3 separate regions of the Mus musculus genome follow, and regions 1 and 3 are each linked to region 2. Evidence: chromatin loops called from intact Hi-C (ENCODE). Cell type or tissue: left cerebral cortex. All regions are shown on one strand.

Region 1 (8,000 bases), 50 kb before region 2:
ACCACACATAAAGGGATATGGAGAGTGGTGGCAGTCATCACTGCTGGTCATCATCCCTTCTTGCCACTTACTGGGTGCCCTGTGGAATCAAGGTTGGGCCCCCATTGTTTGCTCATTATGCTGATTTTGCAAGCAAAGGCAATGGCTTGATGTGTAAACATAGTAATGTTTATATTATAAACAACCATGGCTGTGTCAAGTGATCAACAAGGAGCCAGTTCCTTTACCACTTAAAGGTAAACCTCCCTAGTAAGTGTAAGCCCACTTCCCAGCACTGAATGAAATCTACCCCCAGACAGTGAGGTGTCCTAGCTGGGTCTCCATCCACATCTGAGTATACCTGACAGATGGGGTTGTCGTTTTGTTTTGTTTTTTTGTTTTTCAAGACAGGGTTTCTCTGTATAGCCCTGGCTTTTCTGGAACTCACTTTGTAGACCAGGCTGGCCTCAAACTCAGAAATCCGCTTGCCTCTGCCTCCCGAGTGCTGGGATTAAAGGCGTGAGCCACCATGCCCGGCAGGGGTGTCATTTTGTTTCCTGGCTTCAGTATCTATTTACACCTCTCCATTCATGTTTGCCTTCCCTCAATGTGTGAAACGGTCTAATAAACTCAAAAGCTATATTCTCTCGTAATTTGCCTTTTATATACTGTTTGTCCAGTGAATTGCTATTTAGCAGGGAATGGTTCTAGGTCATTTGGAAAAAAAAAAAACTTAAGGGAGAGAGAAGTCAGAGGGAAATAATCCCTTGTCTGCTGCTCATCTGGCTGCGAATGACAGAAAATTCATGGTAAGATGCAATATAAGGAAAGCTCACTGACCATAGAACCAGGTTGGTTAGCCTTGTTAACTTCAGGAAAGGCTAGATCCAGGTGCTCAAACAAAAGATGCAGGAACTCAGACATGCTTTCTCTTCATGGTGGCAAATGGCCACCACAAGTTCCAGTTTACTAACCTTGATTGAAAACAAGAGTGCTTTTACATCTTCTGACAATACCCATGAAACCTGAAGAAACTGCTCTGATTGGTCCACCTGGGATCACATGCTAATCTCTGAGTCAACTATGGTGAACTGGGAAAACCAGGAAATAGAGTACTCCCTCAGGAGTACACAGGGCTGAGCCATGTGTGGACTCCCAGAGGTGGAGATATCTGCCATCTAAGTACAAGGCTGGAGAAGACAAGATGGCCTGTGTCTAAGGGAAAAGTAGAGTTTGGCTAGCAGAAGAAGTGGGGCAGTGATGTTTAAATTTGTGTCAGTTTGACTGGCTAGGGGATGTCTAAACAGGTGTGATCTCTAAAGGTGTTAATGAGGGTGTAAATGACAGTGATAAGTGTTTTCATAGCTCCCCCCCCTCAAAATATGATCTCTTTATGTAGCTCAAGCTGGCTTTGAACTCATGATCCATTTGACTAGGACTTCTAAATGCTGGAATTACATCTATACCCACCACATTCAATAGTTATGTTGTAAGGGAGGAAACGTACGGAAGGCGGAGTTTATTTGAAGCCTGCCCCCAGTGGCACACTTCCTCCAACAAGGCTATACCTCCTAAGCCTAAGCCAAACAGTACCATCCATTGGAGACCAAGTGTTCAAATCCCTAAGACTATGGGGGGACATTTCATTCAAACCATCACATCTGTCTGGAATCACTCTCCTAGGCTTCCATTTTTAACCTCTAGACTTAGACTGAAGGACATCAGCTTTGTAGTTCTTTGGCTTAGAGAGAGGCACTTGTGGTGAGTCTCTGACTCCAAAGGTACAGGAGCCAGTTGCTGTAGCAGGCCTCTTCTTCCACCCATCTCTGTGTGTGTTTATCCCATGGTTCTGGTTCTGCTCCTCTGGAGGATGTAGCAGTGCTTTTCACCGGACAGGTCCAAACTCCAAATGTCTGCTATAATCTGATGTGCTGCCCATGATGCTGGGGAGGTCTGTTTGGGATGGAAGGCAGTTTCACATATAGCTCAGGCAACCTTCAGATCCTCAGCTTCTGGCTCCCTCGAGGGTCATGTTACATTAATACTCATATTTTATTCATTTAGAAAACCTGCTTTTAGACATGGCCTATATGGCATTTCTGAAAGCCCCTCTGGGGAGTATCCACATGGTCTCCCAAATCAGTCTGGTGAATTGCTTCCAGAAAATGGAGTGGTCAGTGCCTTGCTCACAGCTACACGGTGGAGTCATAACGATGGTCATGACACCCACTGTGCTTTTGGGAACCCACAGTGCAAGGGACATGAGATGACATTGGTCTGTGACTATAAATGATGAAAAAGTATTATTTAAAAAAAAAAACAAAACCAACAACAGCAACAAAAAACCCAAACCAAGATAGGTTTGTTTTGATTTTGCCTTAGCAGACAAGTTCTTGTTGCATTGCTGGTCTGGTCTTGAATTCCTACACTTGGCTCATCTGTGCAGCCTCAGTCAGGTCCAGGGTAGCCTGGATTAAAGGTATACACCATGAAATCCAGCTAGAGGAAGGCTTTTGAATATTTTCAATAAGAAGAAATAATAAACAGGCCTGGGGAGATGGCTCAGTAAAGTACTTACATTGCAAGTGGGAAGACCTGAGTTCAATACCAGCTGGAAGCCCATGTCCATAACTCCATCACGTGGGAGGCAGAGCGAGGAGGATCCCTGGAGCTCACTGACCAGTTCAGCCTACTCGGGGAAGTGCCAGGCTGAGGAGAGACCCTTACTCAAACCAAAAGATGTAAGGTACCTGAGAAACGACATCAAGATTGTCCTCTGACCCTTACAAAACTGCATGTACACACCAGTACACACACACACACACACACACACACACACACACACACACACACACGATGTCAAATGTATGAGGAAGTTCGGAATAAGTTTATTCCAACATAAACATTATGCAATGCATAGGTGTACAGTACCCTATAAATATGTACAATTTTTAGGTCTTCACTTATCAGTTAAAAAAATAATAAAATTTGAGGGCTGGGGAGATGGGCCAGCCATCTCAGCAGAGTACTTGCTGCTCTGGCAGAGGACTGGAGTTTGGGTCCTAGGACCTTTGCAGGTGTCTCGCAATCACCTGTAACTCCAGCTCTAGGAGATCTAATGCTCTTTTTTTGGTCTTTGCTGGCACCAGACACGCACATGACACACAGGCATACATGCAGGCAAAACACTTATACACATAAAATAATGTTTTGTTCAAAGAAAAGATAACAACAGAAGAGATGAAGTGAAAGACCCGGCTGTATGCTCAACACCAACTACACTCCAGGCCCTCACAGACCTGTCCTCCTTTAATCCCTCCGACAACCCTTGGAGGCCTGTATTATGATCTGCGCTTTCCAGACAGCACAGAGGCCCAGAGGCTCTTTGTACTAACTCAGTGGGTAAGCAACAGAGCCTGGATTTAAAATTTTTTAATTTATTTTTATTCTACTTTTTGGTACTAGGAATGGAGCCCAGAGTTCTACCACTGAGCGAGGCACATTCCCAGCCCAAAGCTCTGAGCCCAATATTCTTTTTTGTTTACCTGTTGCCTTCTTGGCCAGAGTGAAATCAACTCAATTTGGCATTAGCCTCTAACCTAAAGCACATGATTATACATGAAAGATGCTTAGAGAGAGTTGAGTGATTATGAAGGCCTGTCTCTGTCCCTTGGAGACCCCTGGTTCCAGAGGGCTGAGTTCAACAGCATAGGCCAGTGTTAGGGCCTGGCTTCATACATAGAAGTTCTAAATACCCATGTATTGCCAAACAGGAGTACATTTGGAGATGGGTGTGTATGCATGTGTGCTATTGTTATTATTATTGTTGTTGTTGCTATTGTTAGTTGACTAAAATAAGGTCTCAGCTTATGAGGTCCATACCTGAAATCCCAGTACTCAATGTGTGTATGTGTGTGTGTCGCTCAAAAGTTCAAGCATATCCTTGGTTATAGTGAGTTGTAGGCTAGTCTGAAGTATGTGAGACCCTGACAAAAAATTAAATAAGTAAGTCATTAAGGTGGGCCCTGATTGGATATTACCAGGGTCCTCATAAGAGGAGGGAGCTTTAGATAGCACACAAGGATGGCCATCTGGAGAAAGTGCCTGACAAGGAAAGAAGCCATCTCAGTGAGAACTAACTCTGCCAACACTGTGGGCTCAGGCTTCTAGCCTCTGGGATGGGTGAAAATAGATTTTTCAGGTTCAAACCACTGTCTGTGACCCTTTGTGATGGCTATTCTCTGCAGTCGGGAAGCACTGGGGCAGCAACGTCTGCTTGCTTCCTGCTGCTTAAAAACCTGGGAACACACGTGCAGAGAGACCTGGCAAGGTCAGCCTGTCTTCACACAGCTTCCCTCGCACAGACAAATGACCACCCGGCTCAGGACACCTGCCAGGGACTCTTATTCTTTCTCCTGGCATGAACCCAGAGGGCTTTGGGATTCTGGTTTGCTCACCTATCCAGGCTTTCCTGCCCCTTGCCTTTGCATTGTGCTTAAACACCCTGTGGATCATAAAGCCTGGCTTTGAGAGAACCAGGCCAAAAAACCCGGCAGTTTCCCTAGGTGAATCACCAGCGCTGAACAACAAAAGCCACGTGTGGAATCACCTGCTGCCAGAGGATCAATGGGGACAGGCCACAAAGGAGGGGAAAGGGGTCTGGGGAGAGGAGAGAGCCCCACTCTCTGTCCTTCTCTTCTAGCCTTACAAAGTAGGTCAGCTCTAGTGAAGCTGCCTCTAGCAGGCAGGAGGGAGATGGGCTGTGCTGCGTGGGAGGGCACGACTCTGGGCGCACATTGAGATGCCATCTGTAATTGCAGACTCTGAAAGCTGCAAGATCTTAAAGATCATCTTGTCTAATTCTCTTGTTCCACAGATGGCGGTGCTGAGCCCAGAGGGAAAGAAAGAAGGGGGACTTTTCCTAAGGTCATGGATTCCAAGGTGGGGGACAGAGCTTGAGGGAAGTCGGGGTGTCTTGGTCAGTGCCCTCTTGTGGGTGCCTCAGCTTGGAATCGGAGCTCAGGTGTCTGGACCTTTCTTTGCTTTCTTTGACTCATGTATCTCCCTTCTATAATAAGAACACAGACCCGTACTCAGTGCGCCTTTGGTTCTGCAGGGTCAAATGAGCTCATGCAAGTCACTCCATTAGCATACAAAAAGCTCACTAAAAGTTGGCTATTATTGTGATTTTTTTTAAGCCTTTATTTATCTAGGGACTTAGATAGCCCAAGCTGGCCTCAAACTCCCGGTATGGCTAAGGATGGCCTTGAACTGCTGATTCTCCTGCACTCACTTCTCAAATGCTGGGGTCACAGATAAACACCACTATCCCCAGTCTGTACGCTAGGCACCCTCTTAACTTACCCAAACACCAGCCATTATGATACATTTTTATTGTTACTAAGAACCAACTGTTAGAAGTAGCAAAGATTCAGGGAGTTGCCCCTGCCTAAGTTTCGCTTCTAAAATTAAGTGTAACAAACACTCAATACAGAAAACCCAGAAAACATATAAGAGCAAGCAAATAATAAAATTAACAGCCACGGCAACCAGAAATACCCTCTTTGACATATGGTGTATGTTTTTACAGGCTGTTTTTTCCCCTCTGCCTCTCTTCCTCACTTTCCTAGGTTTGTCATTTTTTACCCACAACATTAGCCTCAAGCAGAGCGTGTGGCAGGGTAATTAACAACATGGGCTCTGTGTTGAGATAGCCTGGTTTCCAATGTCGGTTTTACCATTTACCACCTGTGTGGCCTGGGGCATCTCTGTTAACCTTTCTGTGCTTGATTCGCCACCTGTTGTCCAAGTCTCTGCCCTTTGCAGCCAAGAGCAGTTCCCGGTGCAAGAGTGAGGATCAAATGCATATAAGGTTCCTGGAGAGGTGCTGTGTACAGTCTGACATATCACTGGTCATCAGAGCTATCTACAAAGGCACACACACCATGCTATTGTTAGCAATGCTTGTCCCTTGTTGTTATTCTTGTGGGTGGTACCTAGGTTTTTCCCTGTCCTAAATAATGTGACCCCCTAAATCCTCTCAGCCACACATCTTTGAACCTCTTCTGTGTTTATGAAAATACATCCCTAGAAATTTAATTGCTGGTTTATAAGTAATGTATGTGCCAAATTCTTGCTGGGCTTGGTGGCACCAGCCTGTAATCCCAACACGGGAAGCTGACGCAGGAGGATTGAGTTCAAAGCCAGGCTATGCCATATAGCAAGACCCTGGCTCAAGGGAAAACACTGTGAAAAGAGTGCAAGTGTAAATGTGAGTGCAAGAGTCTCTGGGGACTTCAGAAGAGAACAGGGGACCCAGGGCACATATGCAGGCTTGGGGATGTGTTTAGTTGTGGGGTGATCTGTGCATATCCCTGGTATACTGCTAGTTTTGTGTCAACTTGACACAAGCCATAGTCATCAGAGAGGATGATGCCTCAGTTGAGGAAAGGTCTCCACAAGATCCAGCTGTAAGGCATTTTCTCAATTAGTGATCAATGGGAGAGGGCCCAGCCCATTGTGGGTGGTGCCACCACTGGAATGGTGGTCCTGAGTTCTATAAGAAAGCAGGCTGAGCAAGCCAGGGGAGGCAAGTCAGTAAGCAGCGCCCATCCACAGCTTTTGCATCAGCTCCTGCCTTCAGTTTCCTGCCCTGCTTGAGTTCCTGTCCTAATTTCCTTTGGTGTTGAACAGCAATGTGGAAGGATAAACAGAATAAACCCTTTCCTCCCCAGCTTGCCTTTTGGTCATAGTGTTTCATGGCAGCAATAGAAACCCTAACTATGACACCAGAAGGTGTTACCCAGGTCTCTGCTTTCTGCAGCCTGGCAGCGCGGATACCAGTGTTCACTCACGTTAGTTTTAGTGTCTTGTTGATTGATGCTTTTGTTTCCTATCCAAGAAGTATCCACACTGTAAGCAAGAGTGCAGCGAAACCACTAAACCGTACCACTCCAAGGATTATAAAAAGAAGTTTTACTGGGGGAATCCAACTGCCAGGCTGTCTTAAGGGCAGAGAACAGGGACTGGTGGGGAGAAGCCTTGCCAGTTTTATGGGAAGGAGGGAGCAGCAGGTGGAAAGTGTGCAAGTCAGAACAACCTGGGAGGTGCAGGTCAGAACAGCCTGGGGGTGCAGGCCAGAACAGCCTGGGGGTGCAGGTCAGAACAGCCTGGGGGTGCAGGCCAGAACAGCCTGGGGGTGCAGGCCAGAACAGCCTGGGGGTGCAGGTCAGAACAGCCTGGGGGTGCAGGCCAGAACAGCCTGGGGGTGCAGGCCAGAACAGCCTGGGAGGTGCAGGTCAGAACAGCCTAGGGGTGCAGGTCAGAACAGCCTGGGGGTGCAGGCCAGAACAGCCTGGGGGTGCAGGCCAGAACAGCCTGGGAGGTGCAGGTCAGAACAGCCTAGGGGTGCAGGTCAGAACAGCCTGGAGGTGCAGGCCAGAACAGCCTGGGGGTGCAGGTCAGAACAGCCTGGGGGCTATTGTGGGGACTTTGATCTGTCACAGGCTTGCTTGGGTTAATCCGGAACTAGATGCCCTTTGGTGAAGTAGTTAGTTGACTGTAGAGAGCAGATAAGAAAAGCAATAGCTTCCCTGACAGAAGCAAGCTTCGGGAGACTTTTGAGGAACACTGAGTTTAAGTGTCTCTTTACCTGATAAAATCCGTTTGTTTACCTGGTCAGTGTTCTTCATGAGCTGAGCCCAGACTATCATGTAAGACATTGTCAGCAGCATTGCCATTTTAGGGGCCCACTTTGGAACTAACACAATGTATTTACTACCGTGAAGCATTCTTGATTAAGAAACACCTTTGATGTTTTAAAGAATGGCTCGATGGCTAAAATAAAAGGAGGCCCAGGAACCCTTCCATAGAAGGAAGGTAACCATGGAAATACGTATTGGAGCAGAATGTTACTACACTGGAGTAAGACACTTGTCTGAGAAGGCCCTGATTTCTCTGTCCTGCACTTCCTGTTGGAGACAATGCATTTGCAAATCCACAATTGCTAGCCGGTTATTAAA
Region 2 (8,000 bases):
TAGATAATAGCAGAATACTGTACACAAGGGCAATCTCTCTAAGCTTCCCAGAAGATTGTAGGGCATATTACATACTGTACAAAGGTCCAACGATTAAAATAACATAGACAGCAATAGATCTACATGATGCTAATCCTTATCAGCCCAGCTTCTGTGACCAATCTTTTGCTCTCCCCTCCATATCACTTCCTTTCTCCACGTTTTCTTGTCTATGAGAATTTCTTTAGTTTTCCTATAAAATCTACCATCCCTGGGAAGGCTTCTCCCTTTGGCTCTTGTAACACTCACTGCCTGCTCCACTTTCTCGTTACTCAGAGACTGTTCTGCTACTGCTAATTATAAGCTGTCTTCCTAAGGCATGAATTTGGGGATTATTCATACTTGAATCTCCTCTATCATCTAGTCTGTAGCATACAATGTCTTCTGTGTTTTAGATATTTAAAATACGTTTTAAATAGGCTGGTTTAAAAAAATTTATACACATACTAAAAGCTCAATATTTAAGGGAATTCCTTAATGAAATATATTAGAAAAACAGCAAAATCATCTAAAAATAGAAGTTACACTGTGCTGGCTAGCTGTATGTCAGCTTCACACAAACTAGAGTTGTCTAAAGAGGGGAACTTCAATTGAGAAAATGCCTCTATAAGATCTGGCTGTAAGGCATTTTCTTAATTAGTGATTGATGGGGGAGGGCCCAGCCCATTGTGGGTGGTGCTATCCCTAGACTTGTGGTCCTATGTTCTGTAAGAAAGGCTGAGCAAGCTATGAAGAGCAAGCCAGTAAGCAGCTTTCTTTGCCATCATTTGCTGCCTCCAGGTTCCTGCTTGAGTTCCTATCCTTACTTCCCTTGATGGTGAATTGTGATGTAGATGCCTAAGCTGAATAAACCCTTTTCCACCCCAAGTTGTTTGGTTGTGGTGTTTCATCATAGTAATAGTAACCCTAAGACATAAAGAGCCTCTGAAATCCTGCCAATAGAGAAACATTGGAAAAGATTTCTTTGATTTTTCTTAAAAAAAAAATACTTTTAAGAATTTCAGGAAGGAAAGTGTGATAAATTATGTTTATTTGGTTATCGGTGATATAAGTTTTATTCTTCAGTAGGAAAGAACTAAATTATGTAAGGATACAGTTCAATTCTAAAACAGTTAAATCCTTACTATATGGAAGGTAATACACTGGATGTTGGGGGTCCAAAGATGACTAAGATTCAGTTCTATATTTGAAAAGCTCACATCCTAGTCACTAGAATACTTTATTATAATGTCTGCAGGAGATCTGACAAAGTCAGCACACGAAACAGCCCATTCTGGAAGAGCCATGAGTTCACAAGCATCCGTTTCTCTGCCTGAATGCTTCCTTTACTTCTCTATGGGTACATACTCAAAAAAAAAAAAAGATTTTTTTTTTCTACTTGTGTGTGTGTGTGTGGTGTAGTAGTAGTAGTAGTAGTAGTAGTAGTAGTAGTAGTAGTAGTAGTAGTTTGAATGAGAATGGCTCTCATTGGCCCATATGTTTGAAAGCTCAGGCCCCAGTTAGTGGAACTGTTTGAAAAGGACTAAAAGGCCTTGTTGGAGGAGGTGACACTGGGAGTGGACTTTGAGGTTTCAAAAGTCCATGCTAGCCCAGTCTCTGTCTCTGTCTCTCTCAGTTCCATGTCCACCTGCCTGCCACTAGCCATGATTTCAGCCATGATGATAATGGACTAATCCTCTGAAACTAAGCAAGCCCCCAATCAGACGCTTTCTTTGATAAGTTGTCTTGGTCATGGTGTCTCTTCACAGCAACAGAACAGTAACTAAGATAGTGTATCTGTGTAAGTGTTCTGACATGTGTGTGTGGGTGCCCTTGCAGGCCAGATGAGGGTGCCATATTCCCTGGAGCTGTGGTTACAGGTCATCATAGGTCACTTGACCTGGGTGTTGGGAACCAAACTTGGCTCTTCTGGAGGAGTAACAAGTGTTCCAAACTACAGAGCCTTCTCACCAGTTCTGTTAACTTTTACCACACGTCTCAAGACCCATCTTAAACATTACTTCCTCTGAGCAGCCTTTCCTGAGCCTCAGCGGTGAATGAATCCTGTGCCTTTGTTGCTCCTAAACCACCTTATCCAACTGATTTACAGAATTTCTCACATCTCATTGTGGGTAATTGTTGTCTCTAGTTATGAGTCCTTAGCTCTTAGTTGTGAGTTTACCTGAGACAAGGGTTGCTTTCTAATTTTATTGGTTATTTTCACAATTGGCTGCAGGCCTCTCTGATGCTATTGGCTTAGACCTGAGAACCAACTGGGATATACAAAACAGGAACACCCTGCTAACATTAGTGTCAAGACCCTCACTGATTCCATTCAGACTAGCTAATACTACTGAGAAATAAGAATAAGGACTTAGGCCCCACTACTGGCTTATCTACTGCGTACCAGACGCTTTACCTACATGTTCTCATTTACTCCAGCAGCTTTGAAAAGTGCTATCTGTTTTTATTAGCTGTGGAAGAAAAAGGTTCAAGGGAGTAATTTGCCCAAAGTCGTGCATCACTCCAGGTGGTCTGCCTGTCAAGTACATCTGCTACATTTTGTCCAGATACAAATGTAGGGGACTAATATACCTGAAGACAGATCAAAACAAAGGTTCAAAGAGCACACAAAATTTAGAGAGTGCACAGAGAAGTTGGTAGTCAGATAAACCTTCATGGAGATGGTCAGTTAGGGGACTAGGTCGCCCTACAACACTGGGGAACAATGTATGTCAGGGAAGCAAATTGAGGGGGTAGCCTTGGCTATCTGTCTGAGGGATCCTGAAAAGACATTTTCAGTCTTCTCGGGCTCTCTTGCGCGCGCGCGTGCTCTCTCTCTCTCTGGTCAGGGAGAGAATTGTGCACTATTAAGTGGGGCACAGAAATTGCCTCCTAATGTCCTCCAGGGCAGTGTGGAGAGGGTCTGCTTAGGTTCCTTCTTCCTCAAGGAGGGTGAGGTAGCCCTCTACTTCATTGTGGTCTGGACTCCCACCTTTTGGGTCAGGGAGAGGTTTTTCCCATTCAGCACGGGTAGGCAGCTTTTATTCATTCATTCATTCATTCATTCATTCATCCATCCATCCATCCATTCATTCATTCAGGTCTCAGCATACAAGGTGCGCATTAGCAGCAACAGATTAGTCCATTCCTTCTCATCTGAAAGTTGGGGACTTTGGCATCATTTTCCTGAGCTTCAGGAAAGGAAATGCTTCGCTTTGCTCACTGAATGGTGGTCCTGGGTGTGTGTGCGCGCGCACACACACGCCAGAGCGGGTGGAGGGGCAGGTGTAGCTCTTTTCTCTCACCTCAGGGTAGGGAAGCTGACACCTCTCTTCTAACTAGATGGTATTAGGATGGTGTCTTCGTCTGGAACTGGGACACGACTCTCCTCTTGAAACCACGAAGGTGATGATGGTGGGAGACTCTCGGCTTTCCTTCCCTCCACACTGCGAGAGCTCCTGGTTCCCACACAGTCACGCTCAGGTGGCGGGAGGGGACACTCTCCCTTCTCTTTGCGCCAGAGCCTGAAAAGGCGGGGGACGCGCGAGTAGGCGGGGGCGGAGCAGGCTCTGCGGAGAGGGGCGGAGACAGAAGTAGTCACGCCCTCGGCACCGCCCACTGCTCCCTCGCTAACAGGCTCGCTCCCCAGACCCAGAGCGCCGCGGCTGTCTGCTGGGCTCCCGGAGACGCGGACCACCTTCGGTGTCCCCGCGCCGTCCTCCCCGCGCCGCTTGGCCCGCCGCCTCGAGCGCCCTCAGCCCCTCAAGCCAGATGATGAACTTCCTGAGGCGCCGGCTGTCGGACAGCAGCTTCATCGCCAACCTGCCCAATGGCTACATGACTGACCTTCAGCGCCCGGAGCCGCAGCAGCCCCCTCCTGCCCCTGGCCCCGGTGCCGCTACGGCGTCGGCGGCCACCTCAGCTGCCTCGCCCGGTCCCGAGCGCAGGCCGCCACCCGCCCAGGCACCCGCGCCGCAGCCGGCGCCGCAGCCCGCGCCGACGCCGTCGGTGGGCAGCAGCTTCTTCAGCTCGCTGTCGCAAGCGGTGAAGCAGACGGCCGCCTCCGCCGGCCTGGTGGACGCGCCCGCACCTTCGGCCGCTTCCAGGAAGGCCAAGGTGCTGCTGGTGGTCGACGAGCCGCACACCGACTGGTAGGCCCCTGCGGGGTCCGCCGGGGGCAGGGTGTGAAGATGGACCCTCGAGGTCACCCGGGAGAGCACCGGGGACGAGCAGGTGTCTGTGTGTGGGAGGGGCGAGGGCAGGCGTTGACCTCCCAGAGACATGGGTCCTAAGGTAAAGGACTCGGTGGCCTCCAGGCCGGTGGCAGAGCAAGCTACTTCATTAAGCACCAATGGAGCTTAAAAATAGTGATAAGTCGACCACGCTCTAAAGGAAGGCCACACAGCCAAGAATATTTGGGCAGCACATATTGGCTGTGACAGTGGTGGTGGGGACACCACAAAGTTGGGAAGGAAGAGAAGGAGGGATGGATCTGGAAAGAGCTGGGGGAGGGAGGGTGAAGATGATCAAAACAGGTTGTACAACATCCTCAAAGAACTAATAAAAAACAAAAACAAAACACAAATACTTATGGTGGGGGGGGGGCAGGCTTAACAGTTTAGACGCATACAAGCTAAGGTGAAAATGGACCCAGATGGCCATCAAAATAAAGGACACCAAAAAAGATTCTAGTCTGCAAGGTTTGGAATGAGTTGGGAGTGGATATTAGTATTTAAGTTGGATAGGTGTTTTTGTTGTTGTTATTGTTTGTTTGTTTTGTTTTAAACCTGTACCTGTATTGATATCAAGGTGGGTTAGATCACAGGTGTCTCAGAGTGTGATTGACATCTGTTTAAAAATAATGAGATTATTATATATATGCAACAGGGAGGGGATATATGTTTTAAAAATTTTGTTCTCTCTCTTCCCTTCTCTCCCTCCCTCCCTCCCTCCCTCCCTCCCTCCTTCCCTCCCTCCGTGTGTGTGTGTGCGTGTGTGTGTGTGTGTGTGTGTGTGTGTGTGTGTGCGCGTGCGTGCGTGCATGCGAGCATGCGTGCTCCTGTGTTTGTGTGTAAACGATGGTGGCTTTTTCAGCTGGATGATGAAGACCTAAGTAAAAACATTACATATTGTTAAAGGGCACAAATAAAATGATTGGCCTTAATGCAGTAAAGGGGAAACTTCAAGAATGCTTTTCTTTTCTTTCTTTCTTTTCTTTTTCTTCTTTTAAAAAGAGCTATAGGGAATGGGGATGATTGGGGAAGGTGTTAGGTTTAGTTGAGAAACACATGAATGAGGTCCACTGAAGACTAATTAAGAGCTTCAGAGTGGTTCCTTTGATGCAGTAGGACGCTGACTTAAGCGATGGTGGATGGTGGGCTGACTGGTGGGTATGGAACCATGAAAAGGCCAGAGCCTTAGGTGTTTTTTCCTTTGGAATGTGAGGGAGCAATTTTTGTTTTCCTTTTCCTAAGGGGATGAGGTTGATTGGTGCCTGCACCTGAGAATTCTTCCCAAGAGGAAGACACAGGGACCCCAGAGCTGTTTATTTCTCTTGTAGCTGCTTTCCTGTTGTGCTTTCTCTGCCATTCCTTCACTGAGAGACTTGGAGGGAGGGAGGGAGGGAGGGAGAGAGAAAGAGAGAGGAGAGAGAAAGAGAGAGAGAGAGAGAGAGGGAGAGAGGGAGAGAGGGGGTGCTGGGATGAACTGGTGGAAGTGACATGTTACCTGGAGCTGTAGGGCTTCCTGCTGTTACCATGCTGGAATCATTTCCTCTGGGTGGGTTGTGTGGTTGGCCCTTATTTTTCAAGATAGTAGAGTAGAAAAGACCTTTATCAGGAACTGGGAAAGGTAATGGGGAATAACAGGAAGGTAATGTGGGAAAGTACGACAGTAGTGCCACTGGCAGTCTCCTGGAAGAATCACTGGCAGTTCAAATCAACAAGTGTTTGCTCAGGAGGAAGGGAAGGGAAGGGAGGCAAGCTCTATGCAAGCATCCATTGTATGTCAGATTCTCTGGTAAGGAGGGACTCCTAATGTGGTATTCTATTGGGTCTTCAGAAAACAGGGACTTAGAAAAGGTAAGTGGTGAGCTTACAGCCATTCAGCTAACAAATGGTCCAGTGGCATCTTAACTTTAGGTTAAACTGCTTGGTTTCATTGCTGCCATCCTTCTGTATTGTCTCACTGTTAGAATGTTACTGTGATACACAGTAATAATACACTTCCTTTTAGGGGTTAGACAATGCTGGGGGCCTTTTGGAAAACTCACACTAATTAGGGTGACACAAAGATACCTGAGACAGTTAACAAAGGAATCTAGAGTTATTAAGACTATTTCAGAAATTAGTGACATTAAGAGTTATTGGTGAATATTTTAAAAAAGAATCATAAAGAACAGCTAGGAAATAGGTACAAGACTAACATTAACATTTCATTTTTCTGGGCTAGAATCTGATTCTTGTGAGCTTTGTCCCGGTCCTCTACCCCACTGAAGCTATTTTCTTGGTTCTAATTGCTACTTAGATACCCACAGATAGGTAGATAAGTGTTCCTACAAGTATGGGGAGACTCAGAGAATTTGTTTATTTAGAAATGAGAGAGTTGAGATTTGAAATTCTCCTTGGATAGGATTATTTTCTAGGAAGAGTGCCTGGTATAAACCGGAGAATCTGCTTTGCCCTGGAGACTGGATTTCTGATGGAAGTAATAGGATTCACTTTTCTGCGGGCTGACTCTCAACTGCCTTATGGATTTCTCTGGAGTAATAACATTGATTTATTAAAACTCTTAAGCCGAGTTTGAGTCTGCAACTTGATGGTAGTTCTGTGCTTCTGTGTTTTTGTAGGTAATAGCAATTCCAAGAATTTTGTCATCTTCTAACGTGTCTAAATTTGTTTAAAACACCTCAGTTAAATATTGATGAGTGGTTTTATTGAAAGGTCTCTGAATTAAGGAGCAGGTGGCTGCTTATGACAAACACAGTAGCTTACAAGGGTTCTTTTTGTTCTAAAAGCTAATTTAAATAATTTGTCTCATAGTTTAAGCTACCTAGACAAAACTGAATAATCAGGTGTTATATATACCCAATGCCATTACTATGGTGCTTGAGTAGAAAGAATGTAGTATCTCAGTGGAACTTAAACGTATTGGTCCCATCTGAATTCGAGTGCTAACATAAAGAGAGGGTTGGGTTTTTTTTTTTTTTGGATATAAATTTTTTTATTAGATGTTTTCTTTATTTACATTTCAAATGCTGTCCCAAAAGTTCCCTATACCCTCTCCTCTGCCCTGCTCCCCTACCCACCCACTCCCACTTCTTGGCCCTGACATTCCCGTGTACGTTTGTAAGACCTACGGGCCTCTCTTCACACTGATGGCCGACTAGGCCATCTTCTGCTACATATGCAGCTAGAGACATGAGCTCCAGGGGATACCGGTTAGTTCATATTGTTGTTCCACCTATAGGGTTGCAGACCCCTTCAGCTCCTTAGGTACTTTCTCTAGCTCCTCCATTGGGGGCCCTGTGTTCCATCCAATAGCTGACTGTGAGCCTCCACTTCTGTATTTGCCAGGCACTGGCATAGCCTCACAAGAGACAGCTATATCAGGGTCCTGTCAGCAAAATCTTGCTAGCATGTGTCTGCATTTGGTGGCTGATTATGGGATGGATCCTTCAGTGGGGTAGTCTCTGGATGATCCATGCTTTCGACTTAGCTCCAAACTTTGAAAGAGGGGGTTTTTAAGAAGCATCTAAATAATTTCAGATTTAAAAGGAAACTCAAAATAGGTAACTTTTCAGATCAGTGCTAATATACAGAAGATTCCTTTGAATTTATCAGTGTGATTATAGGCAGTGTAGCATGGAACTTCTAACCTGGTTCATGAGAAAACTGGAGGATACTTCTTTTCCTTGAAATTTTTACATAGCCTGAGAGCTTTAGATTAATTGCACACTAAAAGTTTGTTGAAAAATATGT
Region 3 (8,000 bases), 75 kb after region 2:
TAGGATCTACTAGATATCTACTGGACCTGGCTAGTGGGTTGAGGAATCTGGAACTCCTGAACCATCAGTTCACTGCATTCAGTCTTCCATCTCTGAGGACACTGACTCCTGTTCTACGTTAAAACATCAGAGATGTCATTGTACTGTGACATCTAATTTAGGGATCCACATGTATTACATGGCTTGAGAAGGAACATGGTGACTAGCATAGTGAATTGGAATCTGGTGTTAAGGCCTAGGTAACTGTTACCTGTCTAATCTACCATTTTGTGCTGTTGCTAGTGTTACAAGGAAACTTTCTTATAGGTTGTTACTGTTGTTACTAAGAAACTTTCTCGTGCCCAGGTTGATTGCATATTCTTTTATATTCTGTGCTATTAGAAACCAATCACAACAGAAGTCAGTTAGAACTGCTTCATATAGTTAGCCACAATAAGCTTGGACCTGAACCAACACCCAGCAGCACTTTCTGCTCCTGTATATGGGCTACTTACTATGTTACTGCTCTTATAAGCTGCACCTGGGATAGACCCCAACATAAGAGAGACATCTGCATCAATATTAGAAACTATTTGAAATGACTTCCATTTTGAGTAGAAGGTTGAGTAAAATTGAAGTTCCCAAGACCACCCTGGGAACTGACATCATACTTGTCAGAAAGAGGCATGTACATGGGTAACTGACGTCCTGGATGGCAAGTTAAGACGTGAATGTTAGACAAGTACCATCCTGATTGACAAGTTAAGACATGAATGTTAAACAAGGCACATCCTCTGCCACAGGTGAATACCCCAACCAATAGGAACATGAGTAAATCTACAACAAAGGCATGTTCCTAAGGAAATCCCCTATCCCTAAATCCTGTTGGTAGGATAACTTAGCACAGGTGTTTGTACATCTCAGGCTTAAAAATCCCTGTAGAGAGGCTGGAGAGATGGCTTAGCAGTTAAGAGCACTGACTGCTCTTCCAGAGATCCTGAGTTCAATTCCCAGCAACCATATGGTGGCTCACAACCATCTGTAATGGGATCTGATGCTCTCTTCTGGTGTGTCTGAAGACAGCTACAATGTACTCATACATAATAAACAAACAAACAAACAAAGCCCTGTTGTATCTTACCTCAATGTCATTGTTCAACTCGGAGCCTTTACCCTGGTTTTGATTGATTAGTCCTGGCAACATATGCTCAATAAACTATCCCTGACTGAGATTGGTGTTTGTGTGGCTTGTGAGGCGACTCCTGGACCCCAACACCCAGGTCGTTGGGAGAGACCCCTGGAAAAGAGCCCCAGGTGGTAGAATTATATTAGTATCTCCAGGACATGAAGAAGCAGCGTTTAACACTGAAAAGCCCAAGGTCGGTGTAAGTTGAGGATGGGACTTCCTGGGTATGTGCTGAGCCTAGAATGGTACTCAGCCCTCCTTGAAGTCTGAAACCACAGCAAAGTGTGTCTGCCACTGCTACCTCACTTCCCAGATCAACTCTGCTTTGTCTCTGAGGCCACTCCCAGGAACTCTGTAGTCATAGCTGATTAATTCATTTTCTCTTTTCTCTTCTTTTCCTTTTTTTTTTTTTTTTTTTTTTTTTTTTTTTTTTTTTGGTTTTTTGAAACAGGGGGTTTCTCTGTATAGCCTTGGCTGTCCTGGAACTCACTCTGTAGACCAGGCTGGCCTCGAATTCAGAAATCCACCTGCCTCTGCCTCCCAAGTGCTGGGATTAAAGGTGTGTGCCACCACCACCTGACAATTCATTTTCTTATTCAGCATTGTTTAATCACCTTGTTAACTACATTGTGACATGGGCTACTTAAATTTGTTTTAATTCTGTTCATGATGAATGCTTGTCCTCGTAATATATATTCTGTGCTTTCAAAATGTTTAAAACACAGATACAAAGCTGTTAATCTATTTGTTTTTAAGATTTATTTTTAGTTTGTGTGCATATGTGTGTGTATGTGTGTGTGTGTGTGTGAGAGAGAGAGAGAGAGAGAGAGAGAAAGAGAGAGAGGCTGAGACTATGCTACTTGTCTGGGGTCTTGTTTTTCATTCCAAAGAATAATCTAATGTTAATTTGAATAAAGGCATTTTTACAGAAAGTTTGTGAAACAGGAGAACTACATTCTAGAAGAAATGTCACATCAAGTATGAGTACAAGGTCAAACTGTTGCTCAGTGGTAGAATTTGGACCTGGAGTACTTTAAGCCAATTTATCAAACAAATGAACTTTCAAAACCAGTTCTTTATAATAATTGAAAAAAAAAAAACCCAAAACTCTGTCCCCATCCCAAGTCTGCTGCGTGGACAGCCAGCGACATGCTTCTGAGCCTAACCCTGGAAGTAAAAGCGACCTTTTCTTAGAAGAGAGTGCTTAATCTGTCCTCAGTTGTCACGTGAGGACTTTTCAACCTACATAGCTGTGGACTATTGTTTGCTTTATCTACAACAAGCACCAAGAAAATTGTCTGTTACTAATATGAATTTTGTACCACATAACAGATGAAACATTCCAAGCTTCAGATACCCCTTTAACCTTTTATTCCTCCTGTTCATTTCATTTTATTTACTTGTTTGTGTGTTCATTTGATAACCTATTTGACCATATAATAGATATTGTTATGTTAAAAGAAACAACCCAATAACTGTCTAAAAGAATTCATTGAATTCAGGTTCGATTTCACTTTTAGGTGAGTACTTTTAACGAAGTATTTTTTAGCAGAGAGAGTTAGAACCCTGAATGAGTCACTGAGCAGGATCAGAGGGTTAATGATAACCAGAAAAGAGACTGAGCCTACAAGCTGATTCCTAGGACTATATATCAGCTCTTTTGAGGGAAATGACCTAGATAAATCAAAGACTGGCAGTAATGAACTCATAGCCTCCAGACAGCAAAAATTGTGGATGTTGTTGAACTCCTGAGAAAAGAAATGAAAACTCTTTCTTAATCAAATTTCTGGACTTAAAAGTAGTGATTTTTCTGATATTGCTGAGTTTCAGACTGCTAATAAAAAGGGAGAGCATGATCAAAGAAAAGTTGGGAGAGAACAGGAAATGTTGGAAGAGGGAAGGGAGAAAGGTAACAAGAGGACAGAGGACAGCGAAATGGCTCAGCTTGTAAAACACCTGCCTTGCAAGCAATGTCCTGAGTTAGGATCCCAGGAATCCATGTAAGAGATACGGTGGCACATACTTGTAATCCCAGCAGCAGGAAGATGGAAAGCAGATGCAGGTGGATTCCTGGAAGTTTGCCACACACCTAGCGAAGCCTATGTGCAAAGTTCCAGGCCATTTAGAGACCTTGTCTCAAACAAAAGATTGTCCTCAGGCCTTCAAAAACATTCTGTGTTTGCCCACTTCCATCCTCAATAAACCCATACTCAAATCTATAACAAAGGGAGGGAGAGAGAGAAGGAGAGAGGGATGGAGACAGAGATAGGGAACACACACACACACACACACACACACACACTCACACCATACAGCGACTTTGGCCTCTCCTGGCTTTGTGAATGGCAGGTAGCAAATGGACTTTTTGCTAGAGATCCATTTCTTTGGAGGTGGAAAGGTCACTGTTTCGGATGTGGTGTCCATAGCTACCATTCTTCCATTACTTTCTAGTCTCACAGGACCTTAGAGCCCAAAGTGAGCTCTATGTGTTTGAGAAGGAAGGGAAGAGGCTTTAAGTAGCTATCCTTCTCCATAGTCTAGAGGGTCCCTCTTTACTGATTGCAAATGTTGCTGTAGGCTAAGTTCTTGAGCATTCTTGAATGGAATCTAATCTTGGGGCTAAGCAAAGGGCATTCAGTGTCAAAGTTATCCAGGAAGTTTTCTGTAGACACACAGGGTGGAACGTACATAAAAGCAGTCTTTCTCTACTGCCCTAGATATGTAAGAGACTCGCGTAAAATGGCACCATTACTGTTATTTCTCCCTACTTACAAAGGTCATTTGACCTGGTTCTTCCTAGTGAGAGCTTACCAGTCTCCTAGTGATGGCTGAGTAGTCATTTAACATGTTTACTGAGTGACAGCTTTGCCAGGTGCTTTAGGTTAGACCCTAAGCTAGGTAGATTTGTCCCCAATATTGCACCAGGAAAAGACATAACTTATCTAAAACTGGCCTTAAAATCTTGGAAATGACTTGCTACATCACTCTGGATTTGGGCCCATATAAGATCTTGTCACTCATTGTTTAGAAAGGCCCAGGGAGGCAGAGTGCTTGCTCAGTACCAGCCCACCATCCTTAATTGCATCTGGAAATGGATCCAAGAAGTCTGGAAGGTAGGAGTAGTCACTGCCAGAGTCTATTATATAACCTGCTAAACCATTTGCCTAGAGGCTGCGCTGCAAATTGTCAGGCTCCAGACTTCTCTCCCATGACTGCATTTCCTATCTTTTGTCCTTCCTGCCTTGAAGTTGTGGCAGTATCTCCAGAAACAGGACGTAGATGGTCTGGAATGAGTTAGAAATGGGGATTCCTGTACCTTCCTGTTGTGTCCTCCTGTGCCACAGTTTTGCCTGAGTTTTGACAACGTGAAGTGTTTTGGACGTGATGTATAGTGCACTCACAAAACCTGTTCTTGTTAGGGAGCTGGACTGTATGCGGCAAGAGCAGAATAAACAGCAAGACTCCATTTCAAACGAGTGACATTTGTGTAGGGGAGGCAGCATGAAGTGAGACAAGGGCAGTGAACCAACACTGGAGAATCAGATCCAAAGGCCATTTGTGAATGAATTTATTTTTCTTTAATTCACTTATCTAAATGAAAAGAAAAGAAAATGAAAATAAGTGCAATGCTCTTGACCTGCCTACACCTCTAAGTTCAAGTAAGATACGCTATGAGGGAGCTTTGAAAACACACATACAGACAGATGGAAAGTGACAATGTCTCATTTTAATGTGGGAACACAGACACAGAGAGAAGAACCACCTGTGGAATTTTCCCACACTGTGATCAACAGCTGTTTGTCGTTCAGCCACAAAATATCAATTTCTCTTGCATTTTATCCCGCTTTAGTCTGCCTTGCTTCCCATAGGACTGTTAACATAATGGATACATTTTTGGCCCTATTTTTGCAGGATATAAGGAGGTTTGGGTTTTTATCTCTTTACTTATTTATCAGCAGAGACTTGCTTAGTAACTCAAACTGACCACGAGTTCACAATCCTCTAGCTTTGACCTCCCAAGTGCTGGGATTACTGGCATGTATCACCACATATAGTTCGTGTATTCATATCTTATCCTAATATACATATAATATATAGCAATATACCGTCTTAATTTTGGGGTCTGACAAAAATTTAATAAGGCATTCTCTAATAAAAATATAATACAAATTGCAAGCAAAAAAATTTTCAAGTAGTCACAGAAAACCAGGGAAAATTAATAATTTATTGTGTTTAACACATTATGCTCAAACCATTTCTTAACATTTAATTAATATAAAACTTCTTTATACCCCAATCTGGGCTCAAATTCGCATTCCTCCTGCTTCTGTCTCTTGAGTAGTAAGATTGCAGTCTTCTGCTTCTGTGATGGTTGTCAGCTTATTAGGGTTTAGAGTCACCATAGAAACGAACTTCTAGGCACATCTGCAAAGGATCTCTAGATGAGGTTGACTGAGGTGGGAAGACCCACACTCACTGTGGGCAGCACCATTTCACAGGCTGGAGGTCCAGGGCTGAATATAAAGGAGAGAGGGAGCAGAGTGTTCATCAGTGTGGCTGCATTAAGCTCCTCCCTCCAGGATGGGTTACCCTGAAACTGTGAGCCAAAATATACCCTTCCTTCCTTCCATTGCTCTTGTCACAGCAACAAGACAAATTAAATAATAAAGCCACCACCATATCAGGCTGATGCAGGTTTCTAATAAAATATTTTACATTCTTTTTCATGCTGATTTTCCAGAATTAGGTGTGTATATTCCTCATAGCACATTGTCGACACTAGCTGATTACAAGTGCTAAGGAGCCCCCACGCTGAGGAGTGCTGTGTTAGAAAGTGGAGCCTTCCACAGTCTCCGCTTATGCCCCTCTCCAGTCTGTCTTTCTAACCTTCATTCCTGCCCTCATTATTTTCTTTCAGTGGGTCTGCCTATTTCCTATCTTTCTGCCCTGAAGACAGTTTTTCCCTTCCCTTTGGTTTGGCTTATGCATACATCTGCTGTTTGTCTTCTCTTTCAGCTGTTTGAAATCAGCAGCTGTTTTCTGTCCTGCGCCTCTTCTTCTCTGTAAGCATTCAGCTCTGTTTTTCTAACCATGTTCCGTAAGGACAGGGATGGGGATTTCCTCATTTCTGCAACATCACCCATTTAGCCTGGGGTCTGTGACCTCTAGCAGAAACTTGGTGAGCTTTTAACAACTGAACAAATGAATGAGTTATTTTTGGATACCTCACTGGCTCTGTTTGCCCACCTCAACAGTAGCTTTTTTCTCTCTGATGTTGCAATCAAGGCAACTTTCATTGTTTTTCGTTTTTGTTATTTTTTTAGTGACAAAAAAAAGGGTTTGGGCAGAATTTTAAACCCATTCTGCTGTTTGTTTGCTTGCTTGCTTTTCCCAGCACCCCTTTCTGCAGACACTTTCAGGCTGTCTGAACTCATTGACTTGTGTCCTGCTGTCTGGTGTTTTTCCCTGCCTTGCTTCTCTTCTAACCTCGTGCCTGCCTCTGCTCTGTCTGAGCTCCTGTGCAGTCAATCTGCTGACCTCACCATAGTCACAGAAGCCTGATGCTGAAAAGTGCAAGGGGGCTCACATTTTAAAACAATGCCCTCCACCCAGATACAACCCCGTATATAAAAATGGAGCTGCTGTGGTTGAAAAAAGTTAGGAATAATCCAGGCACCACAGAACATGGTTTGAGAGCTCTGAGTCTTCTTAACTCCTTCCCAGTACAAATGGGAAAACAGAAGCCTAGAGAAGTGAGACAGTGTGCCCAGTGCAAACGCGATGCTAGCAGCGCAACCTGGACCAGAACTCAGCTTTCCTTTCCAGGTCAGTCCTCTCCTAACCACAATTTACTGCTTGGAGCTTCATTTCCCAAGGGGAGGAAGCAGGAACAATGGGTCTTTTATTGTATTCCTCTTGATGAAATCTGACAGGGTCCTACCTCTCCTTCCCTTGTAGAAGATCAGGTTGGCCCCCTCTTGTTATTGTTTTTCTCTGGGACCCAGGCCGGGGCTTGCCTCAGCCTTTGTTCTGTTCCCAGTTTTTGTGGTGCCAAGAAGGATAGGGAGAGAGCGGATTCAGACAGGTCACGGTGGCACAGATGTTTCCTGTCCCTTGGCCAGTCTGGCTGTGTCTTTCAGAACAAGCTGAATACCATGGCCAGGTGTGTTTTCGGGACCTTCCAAGCCCTTGTAGGTGGTAGGTGTTTATAACCGCAGTTTCCTCATTGCCTTCTGTTTTCTGTAGGCCCCCAGCCACTCCCTGAGGGAAATAATTCCAGCCTGTATTCTGAGAGTCGTCCATCATTCAGAGCTCTCTGTGGTCTCATTGTTTTTGTCCCTGGTGTCTTGAGTCCTGCACCCTGTGCTTTCTCCTAGGCACTCTGTCCTCTGCCCTTTTCTCCTCCTTCTTGCATCTTCAAACCGTATGCATCTTTCCAGATCAAGTTTATATCCCACTTCTTTCAGGAAATCTCAATTTCCAATCTTAAGCAATCTCCCTCTGGTGTTTGCTTAACTTTGTAGGTTTTGTCTTCCATTGTTTTCCTTCTAGTGTTTTATGCATAGCATCTTTGTTTATGCCTCGTTGTTTCATGTTTTTGTGCCCTTCCCTAGGCTGTTGGCCCAGAATGTCTTGCTCTACTCTTTTCCTTTACTTTTGTGTGGCTCAGTCCTATTTAAATTTAGGATGGGCTTAGGCTTTGCTTCTCAAGTTGTCCTCCACTCCCTAAGCTTGGTTAGATTCCTCTCATGATCCAGTGCACACCCTGTGTTTTATCCGTGTACCAAACTATTCAGTGTTCCCAAAGAGATAACCTGTGCCTTGCTCTGTATCT

The links. A loop is a pair of places that touch in the nucleus more often than their neighbours do. Peaks named below come from ENCODE experiments on the same cell type or tissue, not always from the same donor. Only the 100,000 strongest peaks of a DNase experiment are listed, where the experiment ranks them.
Region 1: a loop joins it to region 2, with 3 times the contacts of the local background. A loop is called at or near these places in 5 of 42 quality-filtered maps.
Region 3: it touches region 2 in a loop (2.1-fold over the local background); 4 of 42 quality-filtered maps call a loop at or near these places.

The regions. Positions count from the first base shown.
Region 1 is chr6:115,081,012-115,089,011 of GRCm38, forward strand. No RefSeq gene overlaps it. Among named protein-coding and RNA genes, the nearest start is that of Gm36190, 23 kb to the left of the region's middle. In left cerebral cortex, a CTCF peak has its summit at 4,859; DNase peaks (open chromatin) are centred at 4,161 and 4,762; H3K27ac peaks cover 1,938 bases.
Region 2 is chr6:115,131,289-115,139,288 of GRCm38, forward strand. It overlaps Syn2 (synapsin II), which reads left to right and starts at 3,614. Exons shown (of 13, transcript NM_001111015.1): 1 at 3,614-4,172. The coding sequence starts at 3,793. Gm17733 (predicted gene, 17733) reads right to left here and starts at 3,547. Exons shown (of 2, transcript NR_132436.1): 1 at 3,327-3,547. In left cerebral cortex, no CTCF peak of the experiment used is centred here; DNase peaks (open chromatin) are centred at 283, 3,589, 3,997 and 4,279; H3K4me3 peaks cover 4,082 bases; H3K27ac peaks cover 2,285 bases.
Region 3 is chr6:115,206,089-115,214,088 of GRCm38, forward strand. All of the region lies in intron 1 of Syn2 (synapsin II), which reads left to right. Among named protein-coding and RNA genes, the nearest start is that of Timp4, 42 kb to the right of the region's middle. In left cerebral cortex, no CTCF peak of the experiment used is centred here; a DNase peak (open chromatin) is centred at 4,294; H3K27ac peaks cover 790 bases.